Regions from separate parts of the Homo sapiens genome. Here region 1 is linked to region 2. The links are chromatin contacts, found by Hi-C or POLR2A ChIA-PET in ENCODE. All regions are on one chromosome and are shown on one strand. Each heading gives the region's core, a stretch centred on a gene start or an enhancer-like site at or near the end of the contact. The rest is flanking DNA. Distances are from core to core; before and after follow the strand shown.

The links. A loop is a pair of places that touch in the nucleus more often than their neighbours do. ChIA-PET counts read pairs that join two places held with the same protein, here RNA polymerase II (POLR2A).
Region 1: a loop to region 2 is called in a map of heart left ventricle, with 6 times the contacts of the local background. The contact joins the promoter of GFOD1-AS1 here to the promoter of EDN1 in region 2. A Hi-C loop is called at or near these places in 1 of 168 maps with a recorded cell type or tissue (heart left ventricle). POLR2A ChIA-PET finds 5 or more read pairs at or near these places in 1 of 52 experiments (PC-3).

Annotation. Positions count from the first base shown.
Region 1 is chr6:13,483,657-13,488,720 of GRCh38, forward strand. GFOD1-AS1 (GFOD1 antisense RNA 1) reads left to right here and starts at 2,605. Exons shown (of 2, transcript NR_046709.1): 1 at 2,605-2,797; 2 at 3,025-3,115. It overlaps GFOD1 (Gfo/Idh/MocA-like oxidoreductase domain containing 1), which reads right to left and starts at 3,944. Exons shown (of 2, transcript NM_018988.4): 1 at 2,982-3,944. The coding sequence starts at 3,234. RefSeq lists enhancers at 491-560, 3,196-3,305, 4,866-4,995 and silencers at 3,132-3,295, 3,436-3,915, 3,936-4,315, 4,696-4,805.
Region 2 is chr6:12,287,728-12,292,657 of GRCh38, forward strand. It overlaps EDN1 (endothelin 1), which reads left to right and starts at 2,634. Exons shown (of 5, transcript NM_001955.5): 1 at 2,634-2,966; 2 at 4,614-4,782. The coding sequence starts at 2,903. RefSeq lists enhancers at 242-742, 743-1,243, 2,387-2,486, 2,497-2,566.

The DNA.
Region 1 (5,064 bases), core at 1,355-3,854, 1.2 Mb after region 2:
AGGTTTGGGAACCGATTCCAGGGCTGGGATGGAATAAAGGACAACTCCAACAGTCTGACCTGGGCTGCCATGATCTATGGCAGAGGAACAGGTACAGCTGATGGAAGAGGAAGAAATGACTCCGGGGGAGGTAGAGTGCTGGGTTCAAATCTCTAGCTGTAGGTCTAGGAGCAAAGTGACTCAGGTCTCTGAATCTCAGTTGCTTCATTTGTGAAATGGAGCTAATATCTATCTTAGAGGATTATTTTAGTCATGAAATGAAATGCTTTATACACAGCACTTACCATGCTGCCTGGCATACAGTATGTACTTAATAAGAGGCAGCCTTGGACAGTGTAGAAAGTACACTTGGTAGAAATGCCTCTACAACAGAGGAATGCCTCATTCACAAAGGTAGGGATTTTGAGGAAATTTTTAAAAATTAAAGGAGGATGTGTGTGATTCAATTGATCTGAAGTTTCATTTCACTGTGGTCCCTAGACCACACTTTGTAGGGTCCCTACAAAGTAGGGTCCCTAGCCCCTTACTTTGACAGGCCTGTGACCAGTTATGAGTGTGGATCGAAGGCTACAGACCTGTCACCCTCACTGGGCAAGCAATTCAAAGTCCAGGCCTTTGCTAAAAGGACAATTTACCAGGATGAGTCAAAGTAGCTAGTTTCAATTCCAGGCAAACACTCGTATCTATACACTCCCAACAGCCAGATCAGCCTGATAACTGTTTGGGGTTTTTCACTTCCTACGTTCTATGTGTTGAACCTTCAACAGTGACTGTAAAGCAAACCAAGACGACCACCCCACTGTGCACTCGCAGGGGCACCCTGCAAAAGAAGGAGTTAAAAAAAGAAAGAAGAAAGAAGCTCAAAACCTACCCTAAAAACATGAACAAAACCCTATTCTGTCATCACCATTACTAAACTAGGTCTATTATGCCTCTTATCGCTGGTTTTGAAGAGGTAACAGACATGTCTTGTTAATTAAAGTCACAGGGATATTTGAAAAATAAGAACAGAAGAAGTATCCAGAAATGTCTAATTTGTGTCACATCTCTTGAAACCAGAGCCCCCAGACACTTTCATGGCCATGGTCCCAGAGACAGCCAGAAAACAAGGTCATCCTTGTTCCCCAAATTGCCACCCTCCTGCTCTAGGTTTGCTCTGTGGGTCTGAACCCAGGACAGGAACTGCCATCTTTATGGTGGAGAAACGATGTTAACAACATGGTCTTTCAGATATGACCAGTCCTAAGCTCTCCAGTATACGCAGGGCTCATCAGGGACCAGTTTTGTACAAATTGCACTAATAGAATTATACCATAAGATCGTTATAAGATATTTGATATGCAAAGAGCCAATGTAAACAAGGGAGTTATCCACCCAACATACATGTTCCATTAAACAGAAAATAAATATTAGCATTCAGTTCAATGGCATTCAGTTCAAGGCCAAAGAAACAGGCCACAAAGGGCAGACACTTAATAAAATTAACTGACAATTAAAACTGACAATGTGGGCAGCCTCCTTAGGAATTCTATCAGATGTTGCATCTGAGTCAATAGCCAAATGGCCTGATGAAAATGCCTTTCTATGGAGAAAGAGTTTTACATTCTGTTCATAGCTCTTCGAAGACAGAATTAAAACACACGTATATTTCACCTACCCTGAATCCATACCTATTTTTAACAAATAAAACAGTCTTTCCAAGACTACATAACTTCCGGCTGGTTTCTGGATGTTGTCTCTGTTCCTTCGCAGCTCCTCCCTTCTAATCTGTTCTACTATTCGCTTCATCTGGTTATAAGCTTTGTTCTTGTTATAAGCTTTGTGTTTTTCCTCACCAATAGAAACTTCAGCTTTCAAAGGTGAGCTGCTCATTTTCTTGGAATTGTAAGATCAAGCAACCTTCCTGGGATTGTTTTAGGTTACGTGCAAGAACTGATGATGAACAAAACATGCCCTTCTCTTTCCCCTGAGCATAGGCTGAGAGGCTGCTACTCTGTCCTCAGAGATTGTTCAGACTGCCTGGGAGTTGAGGGGAGCAGGGACCAGATGGTGAGGCACCCTGAACTCATCTCCAGCCCACGGGTCAACACTGTGCCTTCCGAAACTATTCCTGAAGGCGATTAGGGAGGGCCTTTTCTCATGCAAAGCATCCATGCCTCTGGAGCTACTGCGCCCATCCTCCTAAAAATTTAAAATCTATTACTCCAAATTGGGGCAGAAGACATTTCCCGGGAGGCTGCAGTCAAAAGTTAAAACCCCCTGGTTTTACCAAATCAGTCTTTACTAACCTATGACGCCTCTGAAAACATTCTAATACATCATCACCCCCATCCAACCACTCCCACCGTCCTTGCCTCCAGCGCAGACGAAATAATTCCAGCCGATGGTAACATCTGCAATCTCACGCTAAACTAACTCACAGCAGAAAGAAACAAACGACCCTAGCAGGGCGCCACCGCTGCTGAAGGGCAGGTCCTCTATCGCACCCAAGAAAACCCGACACACGTGTGCGGCCTTTTATTCAGGCGTTTCTGGGCGCGCACTCGCCTCTCCCAGGCGCGCGCGCGCACAACCCTCCTCCACCCCCCCATCCCCCCCCCCCACACACACACACTTGGACACTACACACACAGCTGAGGAGTAACTTTCCTCTTCTCGCGGAGCACCCTATCCCCTATTATCGGCATCTGATCTTCCTAGTTCGGATCCCCGGAACACACGCCTTCTCCAGCCTGCAATCTACACACGTGGGGAAGCGCGTCCAAGTGGTGCCAGGAGGCAGGAGGGAAGCGCAAAGGTGGGGAAGGCCGGGGACGAGGAAGGAGGGAGCTCTGAGTCGGATCTGGGATCTCAGATCCCCGGGGCAGCGTAGATGCAGGGTAAGCTTCTGGGATGCGGAGAGGGAAAGGCAGGGGGGAAGGAACCTAGAGAAGGTTAAAGGGCGGGGGTGGGACGGAGGATGCGGGGTAGGGGTCGCTCACCTAGGGTTTTGACAGCGATCTGTCTGGTGAGGGGCGGCGGCAGGTTAATGCACACCAAGTCCACGTCCTGATGCAGCAGCACCTCATCAATGCGGCTAGTGTAGAAGGGGACACTCATCTCCTTGGCCAGCTCCTCCGCTTCTTCCTGCGTGCGGCCCCACAGCGCCTTCACCGCGAAGCCCTCGTCTTTCAGCAGCGGGATGATGACACGGGCCGTGAGGCTGGTGCCGAACACGCCCACCCCGGGAAGCATGGCTGCTCAGAGCCGCCTGGTTCTGCTTCTGCTCGGATCTCCAGTCCAACGCGCGCACACACCCACCTCTAGCCAGTCCTGCACCCCGCTCCTGTAGCCAATCTAGCCGCGGTGCGCCAGCCGCCGTGCACCGGGCAAGGCGCCCGGGTGCCCAGAGCGCACCGAGCTGCAGGCGGAGCAAGCTCGGGGCGCCTCAGAACGGTGACTGCGGCAGTGTCCGCCACGCGGGGCTCGCGTCCTTCCCGGAGTCGGCGGCAGGGACCCCCCCAGGGCGCCGGAGGCTTCGAAGCCCCCTGGAGCCCCGGCTCAGGCTGCGCTCCCGCGGCAGCGCCAGTCCGCTGCGTGCGCCCCGCCAAGGCCGCTCCATGGCCGGCTCATCCCCGCGGCCGCGCCGCCGCAGCCCGGGACCGGCTCTCTCCCGCGTCGTTTGCGCAGCCGGCGAATCGCACAGACAAACGTCTACACCCTGCCAGAGCACGGAACCGCTCCGCGGGGGAGTCTCCTTTCTTCCTAGCTCTCCGTTGGGAATGAAATAATCCCGCGGCCGCCAGGAGGCCGGCTAAGGATGCGGCCCGGAGCGCGCCGGACTGGGATCCCGAGCTGCAGCGCGGCAGCGGCGGCCACGACCCGGCGCCAGCCTCCTCATTCTGCTGCCATGTTCGCTCGCCTCGCGGCTCGGGCGGCCTCGGCCCCAGGCCGGCTCAGGCTCTGGGATCCCGCGGGGACGAGGGCGGAGTTGGCGAGTTTGGCTGTCAGCGGCCGGTGTTCCTGCACCGCCCTCGCTGCAGCGCCGCGCGCCATTGGCCGCCGCGCGCCGCCCCCGCCCCCGCCGCCGCCAGCTCCGGGTGCGCGCTGCGCCCGGGCCCCGGGAGCCCAGCCCGGCTCCTCCCCGGCCCCGCCCAGGCCGCCTCGCCCGCCTCCTGCCCCTCCGCTTCTTCCCTTTCTTTGCCCTCACCATCTCCTTCTCTTCCCTGCTTCACTCCAAACCCCGCCCCAACCAAGCAAATACATCTATCTAGGCAGGACGCGCCCTAATAGGTTAGTCGCCTGTCCCTTGGAAGAGAGCAGTGGGCGCCTTGGCCTGGGGTAGGTGAGGGGACCCGGCGAGGTGCGAACAGCCGATAATAATAACCTCGGCTCCCGGAGCGTTTCTTGCGTGCTGAGCATCATACTAACGCCTTTCCAGGTATTGTCCCTTTTAGTCCTCGCAGCAACCTAAGGTTATTGTAAACCCATTTTACCAGTGATGTGAATGAGCCGCAATGAAGGCTAAGGGACTTGCGCAAGGTGACATATATAAGCAACAGGCCTGCGATTGGAATCCAGGCCCCAGAGTCTGGGCACGGAACCGCAGACTTCTACGGTCTCCTTCCAAGCTAGCCTGCTCCAATCGCGCGCCCCCGCTCCGGCCGCGCACGCACGGTTCAGCCGCCTTCTTCCAAGACAGTCCAGTCTTGGCGGGCTCCCATCTGCCTCCCACCTCCCCCGCCCCTAGGCCCATGCCCGCCCCCGCGTAGACGCTGTGGTGTGTACGGCCGCAGCGGGGCAGGGGGTCTCCGAGGCCGCTGCGGCACGTGCGTCTCGTGTCTAGTTTCGAGACGGATACGTCGCCCTGGCCACATGCCACGCCCGCCTCTTGCTTCGGCTCCTGTTGCCGTCGCCACTTACCGCAGCCTTTACTTCTCCCAGCTTGCCCCCACCTCCACCACCCTGCACCCTTCCCAGGCCCTCGAGGGGGCACTGAGGAGGACTGGCCAAGGCTGGCCCCGCACCTCTGGAGCCATGGGGACTCTGCGTCTGTCTGGTTTTCCGCCATATCCTTGGCACCTG
Region 2 (4,930 bases), core at 1,384-3,883:
ACACACACACACACACACACACACACAGGCGCGCGCGCGCGCGCGCAGGCACACGTCTTGCAAATTCAGGATTCAAAGAGACAGGGGCACCATTATATTTGGCACGGTGGGGCCCTTCCAGGTCTGAAATCCTGCATTCTTCCTTACTATTTACTTTCCCCGAGCTCGAGAAGGGCCAGGTGTGGGCGGATGGCTGGCCACGTTTTGTGTTTCCAATTCATATTCACGGGATGACACAGACGGGGCGTGGTGAGTGCTGTTGGAGGCGCTTGGGCAGTTTCATTTTGCCCCACTTCTCCACCTGAAGGCTGGGCGTTGCTGGAACCTGCAGGGGCAGCCTCAGCAAGGTGGGGTGGCGTGGAGTGGGGTGGGAGAAGGGACTCCAGCTGAAGTAGAACCCAGGCTGGACCTGAGAATATTGGGGAGGGCATGGGCGGTGGTTTCCGGGTAGGGGCCTTGAGAACATGTTGGTCCTGACTGTTGTCAGTGTTTGGTCAAAGTTGCCAAAAGGTTAAAAAAAAAAAAGTAGGGGGAGTCCCTGCCAAGACATATTTCCCAGGCCACCTTTCTTCCGCGGGAGTGTTGGGGGGGAGGCGCTGCTTGGAACCTGTGAATGTGACATCAGCTCTCCTCTCCTCTCCCAAGGTCGGCTTTGGAGAGGGAGGTCAGGGCACCCTTGCCTGGCACAGGCGGCAGCGCTGGCTTCCGGCTCAGTGCCGCCTGTCCTCCGGGAGCTGTGGCCTCCCTGGGCCCCGGGGCTAGGCTGAGGTAAGCGCACAGCGGAGGCCAGGGGCCCCGGCAGAGGCCCTGGGGATAGGGTGGAGGCATCTCTGGGTGTGGGTGTGGGTGTGGGTGTGGGAGGGAGAGTTCTTGCCTCTCTCTCTCCCATCTCCAACTCTTGCTTCAGTGGCTCTTTTAGAGGATGCATGTCATTATGGACCTGTCGCTGCCACTGTCCCTGTTCCCCCAGCTGTGACTTCGAGGGAGGTCTGGGGATCTGAGTCTGTCCAAACCCACGGCTTTGCTGTTGGGATAAAAACTGTCCTTTTGATTTTAGAAGGAGGAGGGAAAAAAGGTTTCCCAGCATGTGTGTTGTGCCAGTCTTGGAAATTCATCCGTGCTTGAATTCCACCCTCCATCCCCAGAAAAACTGGAGTAAAACAAAAAGAGGAGATGGACAAAGTGTGTATTTGATGGCATCCCCTGGGAAGAGACTCTAAATTTATCCCATAGGTCTTACTGGGCCACTGTGAGCGCTTTGGTGGAGAACAAACAAAAATTCTGGGTGCTCAGTTGTCTAACCTGAAAAATGGGACTAGCGGAAAAAGCCAATGTGTTCCATGCACCTTTTGCTTTCTTTATTAAGGCATGATGTCACCTGTACAGTAACTGCCCTGTGTGTACTTCAGGGGGGGATTTCAAGGTTAGATAGACAGGAAATTGTTTTGAAAATGTAAACACATTATTAAATGTGAAGTATTATCTGATTCCTTGTTCGAATGGCATTTCCTTCTCAGCACCACCTTCCTTGCATATTCACTTAACCTTGTACAAGAACACCTTTTTGCCCTAAATGAAGACACCCCCCCAAAAAAAAGAGTCCCAGAAAATATGTCCCTGCTTGTGCGGGGAATAAATAGAATATTCTGAGGTGCATTCCTCCTTCCTATGTTAGGCAACATTCCTTGACCCTCCTCGGCCCCCAAGCCAGGTTGCGTTTTTTTCTGCCATTTAGAAGGGTTTTCCTTTTTGTCCTAGTAAAACATCAGCCCCTGTAGCTCTTCATCTCCCCCTGGTGTTCTTCTCCCGCCATGTCTTAAGATTGGTGGCACCGACCAATCTTAAGATTTAAGTTCTGTGTGAAAAACACCTTTGCTTTTCAATCAGTTTATCAGCCTCCTCCGCAGGGGAAGTGTGGACACACAAAAGAACTTATCGGGGCTTCTCATCAGTGATAGGGAAAAGACTGGGCATGTGCCTAAACGAGCTCTGATGTTATTTTTAAGCTCCCTTTCTTGCCAATCCCTCACGGATCTTTCTCCGATAGATGCAAAGAACTTCAGCAAAAAAGACCCGCAGGAAGGGGCTTGAAGAGAAAAGTACGTTGATCTGCCAAAATAGTCTGACCCCCAGTAGTGGGGCAGTGACGAGGGAGAGCATTCCCTTGTTTGACTGAGACTAGAATCGGAGAGACATAAAAGGAAAATGAAGCGAGCAACAATTAAAAAAAATTCCCCGCACACAACAATACAATCTATTTAAACTGTGGCTCATACTTTTCATACCAATGGTATGACTTTTTTTCTGGAGTCCCCTCTTCTGATTCTTGAACTCCGGGGCTGGCAGCTTGCAAAGGGGAAGCGGACTCCAGCACTGCACGGGCAGGTTTAGCAAAGGTCTCTAATGGGTATTTTCTTTTTCTTAGCCCTGCCCCCGAATTGTCAGACGGCGGGCGTCTGCCTCTGAAGTTAGCAGTGATTTCCTTTCGGGCCTGGCCTTATCTCCGGCTGCACGTTGCCTGTTGGTGACTAATAACACAATAACATTGTCTGGGGCTGGAATAAAGTCGGAGCTGTTTACCCCCACTCTAATAGGGGTTCAATATAAAAAGCCGGCAGAGAGCTGTCCAAGTCAGACGCGCCTCTGCATCTGCGCCAGGCGAACGGGTCCTGCGCCTCCTGCAGTCCCAGCTCTCCACCGCCGCGTGCGCCTGCAGACGCTCCGCTCGCTGCCTTCTCTCCTGGCAGGCGCTGCCTTTTCTCCCCGTTAAAAGGGCACTTGGGCTGAAGGATCGCTTTGAGATCTGAGGAACCCGCAGCGCTTTGAGGGACCTGAAGCTGTTTTTCTTCGTTTTCCTTTGGGTTCAGTTTGAACGGGAGGTTTTTGATCCCTTTTTTTCAGAATGGATTATTTGCTCATGATTTTCTCTCTGCTGTTTGTGGCTTGCCAAGGAGCTCCAGAAACAGGTAGGCACGCTCGTTGACTTGTAAGTCTCGGAATTACAAGTTAGTGTGTTCTTATCCACCTTCATGCTTTTCTTGCTTCTATTTTTCCCCGTTCTTTTTATGACTGCAGCTTAGAGAGCAAGTGTCTGAGAATTATTGCTGAAAGCTACTTTAAGTCTTCTAGTGTAAAATGTAAAATTCCTCTATTGAATACAATTAGGTGCAATTGACTATAACATGACATTAAAATAACTTATCGTTTTATTATTATTATTCCATTATGTGTTTCCTTGGCTTTTAAAAAATGAGAAGAGTATGGACATATACAATTTAGTCAAATGTATGTTTGTAATATATGTGTTTATACAGGTACACAGGCCATATAGGAACTTAAATCTTATTTAAACACTATTTTAATAGTGTGTTAACGTGTAAAATATTTAAGCATTCCAGCTTGAAGCCAAGGAATTGTATCCAGTCGTTCAAGCAATGTATGTTCAGTAAAATCACCTGCAGAGCAAAAGTCTGTTGACTAACTACCGCCTCCCCCCCCCCCCGCCACCACCCCCCGCAGGCGGTTTCTGGGTGAAGCAGATGTTTTCTTTAAAATTTGTCATCATTGACTTTAGGTTTCTTTTGGCAGGTTTTTGGCACCCAAAACAGTGTGAGCTCTCTTTTCAGCTTTATTCACCTGTGCTGGGAGGGGAGCTAGGATAATTCTTGGCTGCCGAAGGATTTAGGCAGTGCGTGTGCATCTGCCCGGGTCCCCCCCGTTTTTAGGGTCAGTGCACTTTTTTTGTCTTTTCGTGACCCTGACTAAAGAGAAAGGATGTCAAGGGAATGAAAATCCTGGAATGTGTCTGATCATTTGAAATGTACAAAATTGGGCAGATAAGCTGCATGGCTAAATTGTTAGGAGGAAGAGGCAAGGCAGTAGTGGAGAAGGGGGAGGCAGTGGATCCCACACAAGCCTGATGCCCAGGGATTCGGAATTCAAAATCCCCCCAGCCTACCTTCAGTCCCCTGACCTGCTTCTCAGCCCCACCTTAGGTCACTGGTTTCTATGGAGTTACCCTCCTGAATTGAATATTGAATAGTTAATTTCTCTCTCCAATCATTTTCCCCACCTAATTTTGAAAGATATACATCATCTGGGGTACCCTGTGCCCTACACAGCATGTGAAGTGGATGGGTACCCCCTAAAGAGAGGGTCATCCTGAATGGGGAAGTGGCCCCAAAGCTAGGAATAACTGTGATTTCTTGTCTTTAGTCATGTGCCAATGTTAAGTAAGCTTCAGTGGATAGTGCTGTCCTACCAAGTTCCTTGTAGAAGCCAGCCGGATTTTCAACAGGCAGCATTCCACAGCATTTCCCTGAGCCTGCTTCAAGAGGGGTGGGGGAAGTCCCTTTTCAGGTGTTTATCTCCTCTGCATTTGTGTAATCTCCCTGAAGGTGGATAAGCCAAGGGCATGAGGGGGAGGCAAAAGGTGAACTCATGTTAAGGAGGGAAAAAAATAAAGAGCCCTTTTTTCTGTGTTTCTTGCTGATGGCAGGCTGTGTGCTTCATCTGCTTTTATCTGCTCTGCTAGCTCTGACTCTACTGTGATCCAGCATGTCTCTCGGCGTTTGAGGAGACATCCCCCACTGACCTGCTCTTTCTCTCCCCAGCAGTCTTAGGCGCTGAGCTCAGCGCGGTGGGTGAGAACGGCGGGGAGAAACCCACTCCCAGTCCACCCTGGCGGCTCCGCCGGTCCAAGCGCTGCTCCTGCTCGTCCCTGATGGATAAAGAGTGTGTCTACTTCTGCCACCTGGACATCATTTGGGTCAACACTCCCGAGTAAGTCTCTAGAGGGCATTGTAACCCTAGTCATTCATTAGCGCTGGCTCCACTGGAGCCCAGTTTTAGAGTTTCTTTTCTAGGGACTCTGAAGGTAGTCCTTCTAACACCATCCAAGTGCCTCAGTGGGGACAGTTTCCCTCTATTC